Regions from separate parts of the Homo sapiens genome. Here region 2 is linked to region 1. A link is a contact called in ENCODE Hi-C or POLR2A ChIA-PET data. All regions are on one chromosome and are shown on one strand. The core of a region is the stretch at or near the end of the contact, and the rest is flanking DNA. Distances in the headings are between cores, read along the strand shown. Region 1 has its middle 66 kb from the start of EFNB1. Region 2 has its middle 100 kb from the start of EFNB1.

The links. A loop is a pair of places that touch in the nucleus more often than their neighbours do. ChIA-PET counts read pairs that join two places held with the same protein, here RNA polymerase II (POLR2A). Pooled maps may share reads with other maps.
Region 2: a map of gastrocnemius medialis shows a loop between it and region 1 (4-fold over the local background). The contact joins two enhancer-like sites. A Hi-C loop is called at or near these places in 14 of 168 maps with a recorded cell type or tissue (Right ventricle myocardium inferior, aorta, ascending aorta and 7 more) and 13 of 50 pooled maps. POLR2A ChIA-PET finds 5 or more read pairs at or near these places in 2 of 52 experiments (MCF 10A and endothelial cell of umbilical vein).

Annotation. Positions count from the first base shown.
Region 1 is chrX:68,892,961-68,896,808 of GRCh38, reverse strand. No RefSeq gene overlaps it. Among named protein-coding and RNA genes, the nearest start is that of EFNB1, 66 kb to the right of the region's middle. RefSeq lists enhancers at 986-1,497, 1,498-2,011. Within about 2 kb of position 2,013, at least 30 of the 41 ENCODE cell types and tissues checked have a DNase peak (open chromatin) inside an H3K27ac peak, as active enhancers do; they include ascending aorta, gastrocnemius medialis, heart left ventricle and 1 more, where a contact is called at or near this core.
Region 2 is chrX:68,927,358-68,931,102 of GRCh38, reverse strand. No RefSeq gene overlaps it. Among named protein-coding and RNA genes, the nearest start is that of EFNB1, 100 kb to the right of the region's middle. RefSeq lists a silencer at 1,281-1,484. Within about 2 kb of position 1,427, at least 7 of the 41 ENCODE cell types and tissues checked have a DNase peak (open chromatin) inside an H3K27ac peak, as active enhancers do; they include ascending aorta, gastrocnemius medialis, heart left ventricle and 1 more, where a contact is called at or near this core.

The DNA.
Region 1 (3,848 bases), core at 764-3,263:
GTGGAGGCCATGGGCAGTAGAGAATCGGGTCTGCGTGCAAGCCCAGACCATTTGCCCGGCCCAGCACTTCCTGTTCCTCTGCCTTTTTCCAGCCCCAGGATCTCAAGTTGTAAATAATCCTTAGAATACCAGCACACATTTGTTTAGCACCTTTTTTTTTTTTTTTTTTTTTTTTTTTTGAGATGGAGTGTCGTTCTGTTGCCAGGCTGGAGTGCAGTGGCATGATCTCGGCTCACTGCAAGCTCTGCCTCCCAGGTCCATGCCATTCTCCTGCCTCAGCCTCCCGAGTAGCTGGGACTACAGGTGCCCGCCACCACGCCAGGCTAATTTTTTTGTATTTTTAGTAGAGACGGGGTTTCACCGTGTTAACCAGGATGGTCTCGATCTCCTGACCTTGTGATCCGCCCGCCTCAGCCTCCCAAAGTGCTGGGATTACAGGTGTGAGCCACCGCACCCGGCCTTGTTTAGCACTTTCACATCCCAGTTCCCTTGCGCCTTGAAGGAAGCAAATCTCTAGCCCTCTCCATCTTTACCCTGGCAGAGCCCTATTTATCTTTTAAGCCTAGTTCAAATGTCACCTCCTCTGTGAAGCCTTTCCTGACCCCCTGCCCTGGCATCCTCTCTGCTCCCATGGCTTCTTGAATTCCAACTGTCACCACACAGATCACACTGCACTATATCTCTCGGTTGCTCTGTCACCCCCACCACACTAAGGGCCCCTGAGAGCAGAGACTATGTCTGGTTTGCCTCTGAGTCCCCAGGGCCTGGCACTGAGCCTGGAACTGGGAGGGTCTTAAGAAATGCATATTGGGTGGATGAATGAAGCAAAAGGGACACATGTTCACATACAGGTCACTCGTTCCTGGGGTCTGGGAGGCCAGTGAACTTGACAGTTGGGTCAGGGAGTAAAGGTCCATGACTAGTCTCATTGCTGGGCCCCAGGCCATGTCTGGGATAGGGATGAAGGCATGAGCAGCGGGGGCAGGGAGGTGGGATGGGTGCAGTGCCCTATGGAGGGCGATTTCTGCTCGTCCTGGGTCCTTACTGTTCCTCTCTCAGTCTGGTCTCAGGCTCTGGACAAGCTCCAGGAAGGCAAGGCAAAAAGTATACAAGTTACATCTGACCCATCTCTCTGGTGGGCACCATGCCAACATCCTGTCTTGCTTGGCATACCAGAGCAATCTGTGACCCCTCCTTCTCTGGCCATCCTGGGGGGCTCTGTCTTCCTAGAGAAGCCTGAGCTAAGGAGGCCCAAGCCCTGCTCTGAATCACCTGTCCCACTCCCCTCCCACTGAGCTAGGCTGGGGACAGCATGACCGAGCAAGGAGAACTGAAGTCAGGGAGCCTGGCTGCTTGGATTCGTGACTCAGCTTTGCCATCAACCTGTCGGGTAACTGTGGTTGAGTGTGTGATTCTGGCTGACCCTTGGACCATCCCCACTGGGGACTACCGGACTCTCTGAGGGATAGCAGCTCCTGCGAAGGCCAGAGGAGGGCCGGCGTGGGTGCAGAAGCATGGCCCTCACCACCCTGGGCGAGTGGCGTCCGGCGCCCGCCCGTCCGCCCGCCCGCCGACTGCCTGCCTGCCTGCCCGCCTGAGCCTGCACCCGCCTGGCCACAGGCTGAGGAAGCATAATCATGCTGGGCTATTTCAGACCCATTATCTCAGCTCAGCTCCTGCTTCCTGAGCAGGCCCCGAATTAGCCTGGCGCTTTGTTCTCAAGTGCATTTGTCAGATCGCTTGGCCTGTACCTCGGGGAGGAGGGAGAGGAGGGAAGGGAGGGCAGGGGCGGAGAGGGGGGCGGGTAGGGAGCGGGAGGAGGAACTCGACGCTAATTAAGACTCATTAAAAAAAAGAAGACGACAATGAGGAATAAGGAGAAGAAGAAAGAAAAACGAAGTGGAGGGGGGAGGGAAAGGCTTGCTGAGGAAGCAGAACAGCCGCCGGGAGAGACACATACAGAAACGCGCAGGCATACACACGCCCACAAAAAGACACGGAAACACACACAGCTCTCCCTCCCGGCAGCCTGCGCCAGCACTTCCCGCGCTCAGCCCTGCCCTGTGCCAGCCTGGCCGGGGCGACTTAGGCTTAGAACCCTGAGCCTTCCTTCCGGTTCCCCGGGCTGCCCTGTGCCAGCCTGGCCGGGGCGACTTGGGCTTAGAACCCTGAGCCTTCCTTCCGGTTCCCCGGGCTGCCGGGCTAAGGACGAAGCACAGCCAGGATTCAAATCCTGCCCCGGCTCTTCAGTAGCTCTGCAGCCTCTCGGTTTCCACGTTTGTCAAAGGAGAATCCCTAGGTCCACTGAGCAAGGCTGGCAGGAAGGCGTCCGGACATAGAGAGGCTCATCTGTTCGGGAGTGTCTCGGCCCAGCAGCAAGCCTCCAGCTGGCGGTGCCCTCTCCGGGTCAGGCCTGGCTGCGCTTCTGCCTCTGAGCCCTTCTCAGAGCCAGGGGTGGTGCTGTACCAGGGCTCAGGCCCTGCTGGGCTCCCTCCCCTCCCACCACTGTTGGCCTGTGCCCCGCCACCACCAGCCCAGGAAGCTTTAATGGACTATTGCTTGGGCAACAGACAAAGCTGCCCAGGGCAGGGAGGCCTCTGCATCTCCACAAAGGTCCCAAGTATCCCTAATGAACTAACTCTAGCTCTCTTTCTCTCTCAGAATTCTTGGTTTCTTAGTAACTCACATATCCCAAGGCAGGAGCTCAGCTCAGTGCCAAGCTTGCCTTTCACACCACTTCAGCCAGGCCCTGGGTGGATAAGAAGACCTCGGTTTGGAATGTCCACTCCAGCCCTCACTTGCTGTGTCTCGGCCTTCCCATCTGCGAGATGAAGGAACCTCCACTCTCCCTGCCTGCCCCAAGCATGACAGCACTTCATGCCCCCCAGAGAGAGAGGGACTTTGCCAGCTTCTGACAGGTCTTTCAGAGATCAAAGTTCAATTATGTCTTTCTTGCTTGGGTTCAGAGGCATGAGGTCAGAGCCTTTCAAAAGCTCTCTCATCTCAAAGCATTCATAAACTCATCTTGGTGGCAAGAACACCCATCTAGGAGTCAGGCAGTCCTTGATTCAAATATCTGCTTTGCAAATCACTGGCCATAAGACCCTGAGCAAGCCAACTCTCCTTTTGCAACTTTAGTTTCCTCTTCTATAAAATGGGGTTAATGACCATAGCTACTTCATAGAGTGCCTGGTGCACAGTAGATGCTCAATACGTTGGGCTGTTATTATTACTCCTCCCACCTCCTTTTCCCCATGTCATCCCCACTCTATCTGGCCCAGCTTGGAACCACATCCCTCAGAGCAGCCCAGGTGTCCTCAGGCCTGCAGGGCAGAAGGGGTAGAGGGAGGCCCCTCTCAGAGAGAGCTGGGACAGGACAGCAGGGGTCCATGTCGTCCCAGGATTCTTCCTTACACTCTCTGGTGGAGACTGGGGACAGGATCACAGGAGCTCAAAGTGGGTCACAAGGGCTCAGACCAGCCCAAGCACTGAGATCAGAAACTGGGGCTTCGGCACAGGGAGTAGTCAGGTCTAGGAGCAGAAAGGGCATGAGCCAGGGTTGGTAGGCCTGGCTGCCAGTCCCAGATTTGCCGAGGACTCTGCATGCCCTCAGCTGAGTCCCTGCCCCCATATGGGTGTCAGCCAGTATCCCCTCCCCCAGAGATGAGGCTGCAAGTGTTCCTGGCTGCCAGAGAGGAGGTCGCTGCTGAGCCCCTACCTCACTCAGTGAGGTCAGCTGGCAGGCCTCCTCCCGCTGCCCTCCCCCATGCTTCTCCACTCCCCACTTTGGCAGGACCATTTCTTGCAGCCTCTTCTGCAGCGCGCCCTCTGAGCCTTTCCACCCCACA
Region 2 (3,745 bases), core at 178-2,677, 35 kb before region 1:
GGGCTCACTGTCGGCAGTATAGTCCTCCAACAGTCAGTCCAGGGAGCCAGCGGCTCATGGGTGCACATGCAACAGCAAGGTAAGGTGGCACTCAGCTAGGCTGGGGCCTGGGCAGCTGGCAAGGCAGGTGAGCCACCAACCAGCCTGCTCTTCATTCATACTAGGCCTGAATGGGGGCTGCAGGCACAGCCCCGTGGTGATCACTGAGGAGGGGGTGAATACCAAGGCATCTAGGCAACCAAGAGAAAGGACTAAACCCTCAGCAATGCAAAGAACTCACCCCCCACCCCCTGCCCCACCCCACCCTGCTCCTTTGATCACACACACACACACACAGACCAGCCCTGGCCCTGCCCTCCACATGTCCACATTTCTTCTGTATCCCCCACCACACACACACCACATCTGGGGAAGGGCTCTGGGCCTTTGGGCCTCACCTCTGTGTGAACCTCTCCTTTGATCACCACACCAGCCACAGGGAGGGAGAGAAGTTGTGGGGGAAGGGGAGGGAGGAGAAATTCTCCCTTTCTTTGCCCCTCTGTGTACAGCTTACTGAGGCTCAGAAAAGGCAAGCCTCTTGCTGAAGGTCCTCTAGCAAAAGATGAAACCAAAGTTCTGAGCCCTGACCTTCCATGGGCCAAGGCCTCAAGGAATCCCATAGTATCAGCTGGAAAGAATGGGGGAATGTGCCCCAGGATGACAGAGAAGCAGAGAGCCACCTGTTTCTTCTTCTCCATCCTAGCATGTAGATAAATATAACACCCCTCCTATTACAGCCCTTGACTGTTTACAAAGTGCTACCCATATGTTCCTTCATTTAATCCTCCCAGCAACCCCAGGAGGAAGGTATTATTCTCATCCTCATTGTACAGATGAGCAAGCTGAGGCTGGCACAGACAAAGTGACTTAGTTGCCCCAGATCACCCAGCAAGGAAGAGGAGACGCCAGGATTTGATGGCGGGCCTGAAGCCCCTAGGACCCTTGGGTGGCCCCTCCGTTTTCAGTGACAAACTCTGAGACTGGACGTGAGAAGGCCTGGCCTGCTGCAAACAAGACTGGAGCATGCAGCTGAATCAGTACTGATTGACATACTTATTCCTAGGGTACTAATGAACACTAGCCAGTCAGACCTCTGGGCAATCCCCAGCCCTGACACCTTGTCTGTAATACCCACAGTCCCTGTCTCTCCCTATACTCTCTACTGGAATGCTACCTGCTTGGCATCAGGAGCAGGGGCCTGGGCCCGCTTCCCAGCACCCTGGCTCCTGGAGTCAAGCTGCCCCTCAGCTCCTGTCCCTGCTCAGCCTATGACATGGCTCAGAGGCTAGGGGCTGGAATGGTACTGGGGAGGGGAGCCTGAGTCATCTCCAGGCCAGGAAGCACAATGTTTGGCAGGGTTCCTGGGCCCAGCTAAGGAAGGAGCAGGAGCATTGAGTTACAGAGCCACCTTAGGCCAGGGAAGAGGTGGTGAGGAAGGGGGTGTTGGTTGAGTCCATGGAGATGGGAAACTAACAGCAAACCAGGGTCCACAGGCTCTAGGCAGGGGGAAGGACCCAGGCAGCCTCAGGGCACCTGGGTGGGGGAGGGGAACACAGAGATGCCAGTAGGACCTTTATTCTCTCCAGTCTTCCTTCCCAAGCCAGCACCCCCTCGCCCCCACTCCTGTCCCAGCCAAGGCCCTCTCTCCCTGCAGAGCTGTGTGACAGCTGGGACAGTTCCAGAGAAGGGAACCCCCTCGACCCCACAGGGGGAGGGCGCCACCTCCCGCCGCCTCCCTCTACCTCTTCCTGTCACGTCTTTGGCCACCAGTGTTTCAAAATATACTGGCTCTTGGCTGGCTGTTTACTTAGGAATCAAAAACATCAAGTTTCAAATTCATTCCCACAGCTTTAGCTCTCACCTCTCGGCAGACCATTCCCGTCTAAACTGCTCTCCTGAGCTCCAGGCCCACAGAGTTGACAGCCTACTCGATCTGTCCTCCACAGGGGTAACCCTCAGATACTTCTAGCTCAACAGGGCCTAAACTAAAACTCCTCTCTCCCTCACCCATCCACGACCCATGAAAAAAAATTCCAACCTCTGTCTCTAGGAGGTATGTCACCATTCTTCAGCTGGGCATCATTCTTGGTTTCCTCCCTCCCTCCCTTCCGTCCTTCCTCCCTCCTTTCCTCCTGCCTTCCTGCCTGCCTTCCACATTTACTGAGCATGTGCCAGGCACTGTGCGAGGAAGTGGAGGTTGGCAATGAGAAAGTCAGTTGTGATCCCTGCCCTCCTTCAGCTTACAGTTTGGTCAGAAGAATAAACAGAAAATCGCTGGGCAGGTTACTAAGGGCTGAGATGAGAGTAGTACAAGGGGCTGGGGGAGCCCATAAGAGAAGTATCTGATTCTGGCTTGGGGTGGGGATCATGGAACACCTCCCAGAAAGCTGACTGAGCCCCAGCATGTAGGGTCACTGAGTTAGGCTCAGGGTTCGGGGAGCGGGAGGGCTGGAGTATCCCAGGTAGAGAGAAGAGCAGATGCAAAGGCCAGAGGTAAGGGGCCGGTGGGGGGTGAGGTGTCTTGCAGCGATCAGTGGAGCAACTGAAAGAAGTCACAGTAAAGAGAGAGAGCTGAAGCTAAGAATTGGGAGGTAGAGGTCATGCCCGGTTGGAGATGAGGCAGAAGAAATACCTAGGCACCAGAGCACCCGGGCCTTGTAGGTCATTGGAAGGGGTTTAACCTTTATCCAAAGACTGTCAGGAGCCATTCGAATGTTTTAAGCAAATGAAACTCTGACGTGAGTTTCCAAATTGCAGTCTTCTTCACCCTGCCTTTCAAATTGTCTAGCTCCACAGTGACTCTCCACCACTTACTATGCCTTCTTTCACCAATCTCGTGGGCTCAGACCATTGCACAGCCTCCAGATGGTCCCTCATCTTCAGGTCATGGACCCACCCATGCCCCAAGCCAGCCTCCAATCAAGAAGGGAGCTAATGTTGTATATGTACACATACAGATCCAATCACATCCTATCACTTATCCCACTTCAAGTACAGCCATAGCTCCCCCATGACTTTTGGAATAAAGTCTCATTTCTCAGCCAGGTGAACACACAGATCTTCCCCTCTCTGGCCTCAGCACCAGGTCTGGTCTACTCACTCTGGGTGCTCTATCCACAAGGCCCGGTGCAGCATGTCCCAGATGCAATGCAGCTCTGGGCATTCATCCTCTTGCTGATTTTCTCTTCTTTGATTTCTCCCTCATGCTTCAGGGTCTGACTCTAATGTTACCCACGTGCTATTTCCCAACCCCCTTCCTTTCCCTTCACCAAGTCAGGTGCTCTCTGGAGCTTGCCTGTAATTTAATGTACTGCCCACCCCCCAACCCTGCCAGGGATAACTATGCCATGTGAATCTGCCTCTCAGCTTCATTCCGCTTCTGCCTCTGCTCTGTCCCTCTGGCAACAGCTTGAATCCACCTTGATGCCCAGATCTGGCCTAGCCTACCTGCTTCCTTGCAGCTTTACCATCAGACTCTGGCCAAGCTGTGGCCTCTCCAGTCTTCACTCCCAGCAGCCCCTGGGCTTAGGAAGTCTTCGTGTTCAGAGAATCCCATCAAAATCTGACCTTGCTTTCTCAGGCCTCCCCTCCTCCCAGCACTCACTAGCTGAGCAGTGCCGAATGGAATTTCCTTACCTGTGATCGGGGCTTGCCTAGCCCAGGAGAGAAGCAGAGGCTGGTGTGGGGCTCTCCATGGAGGGTCAGG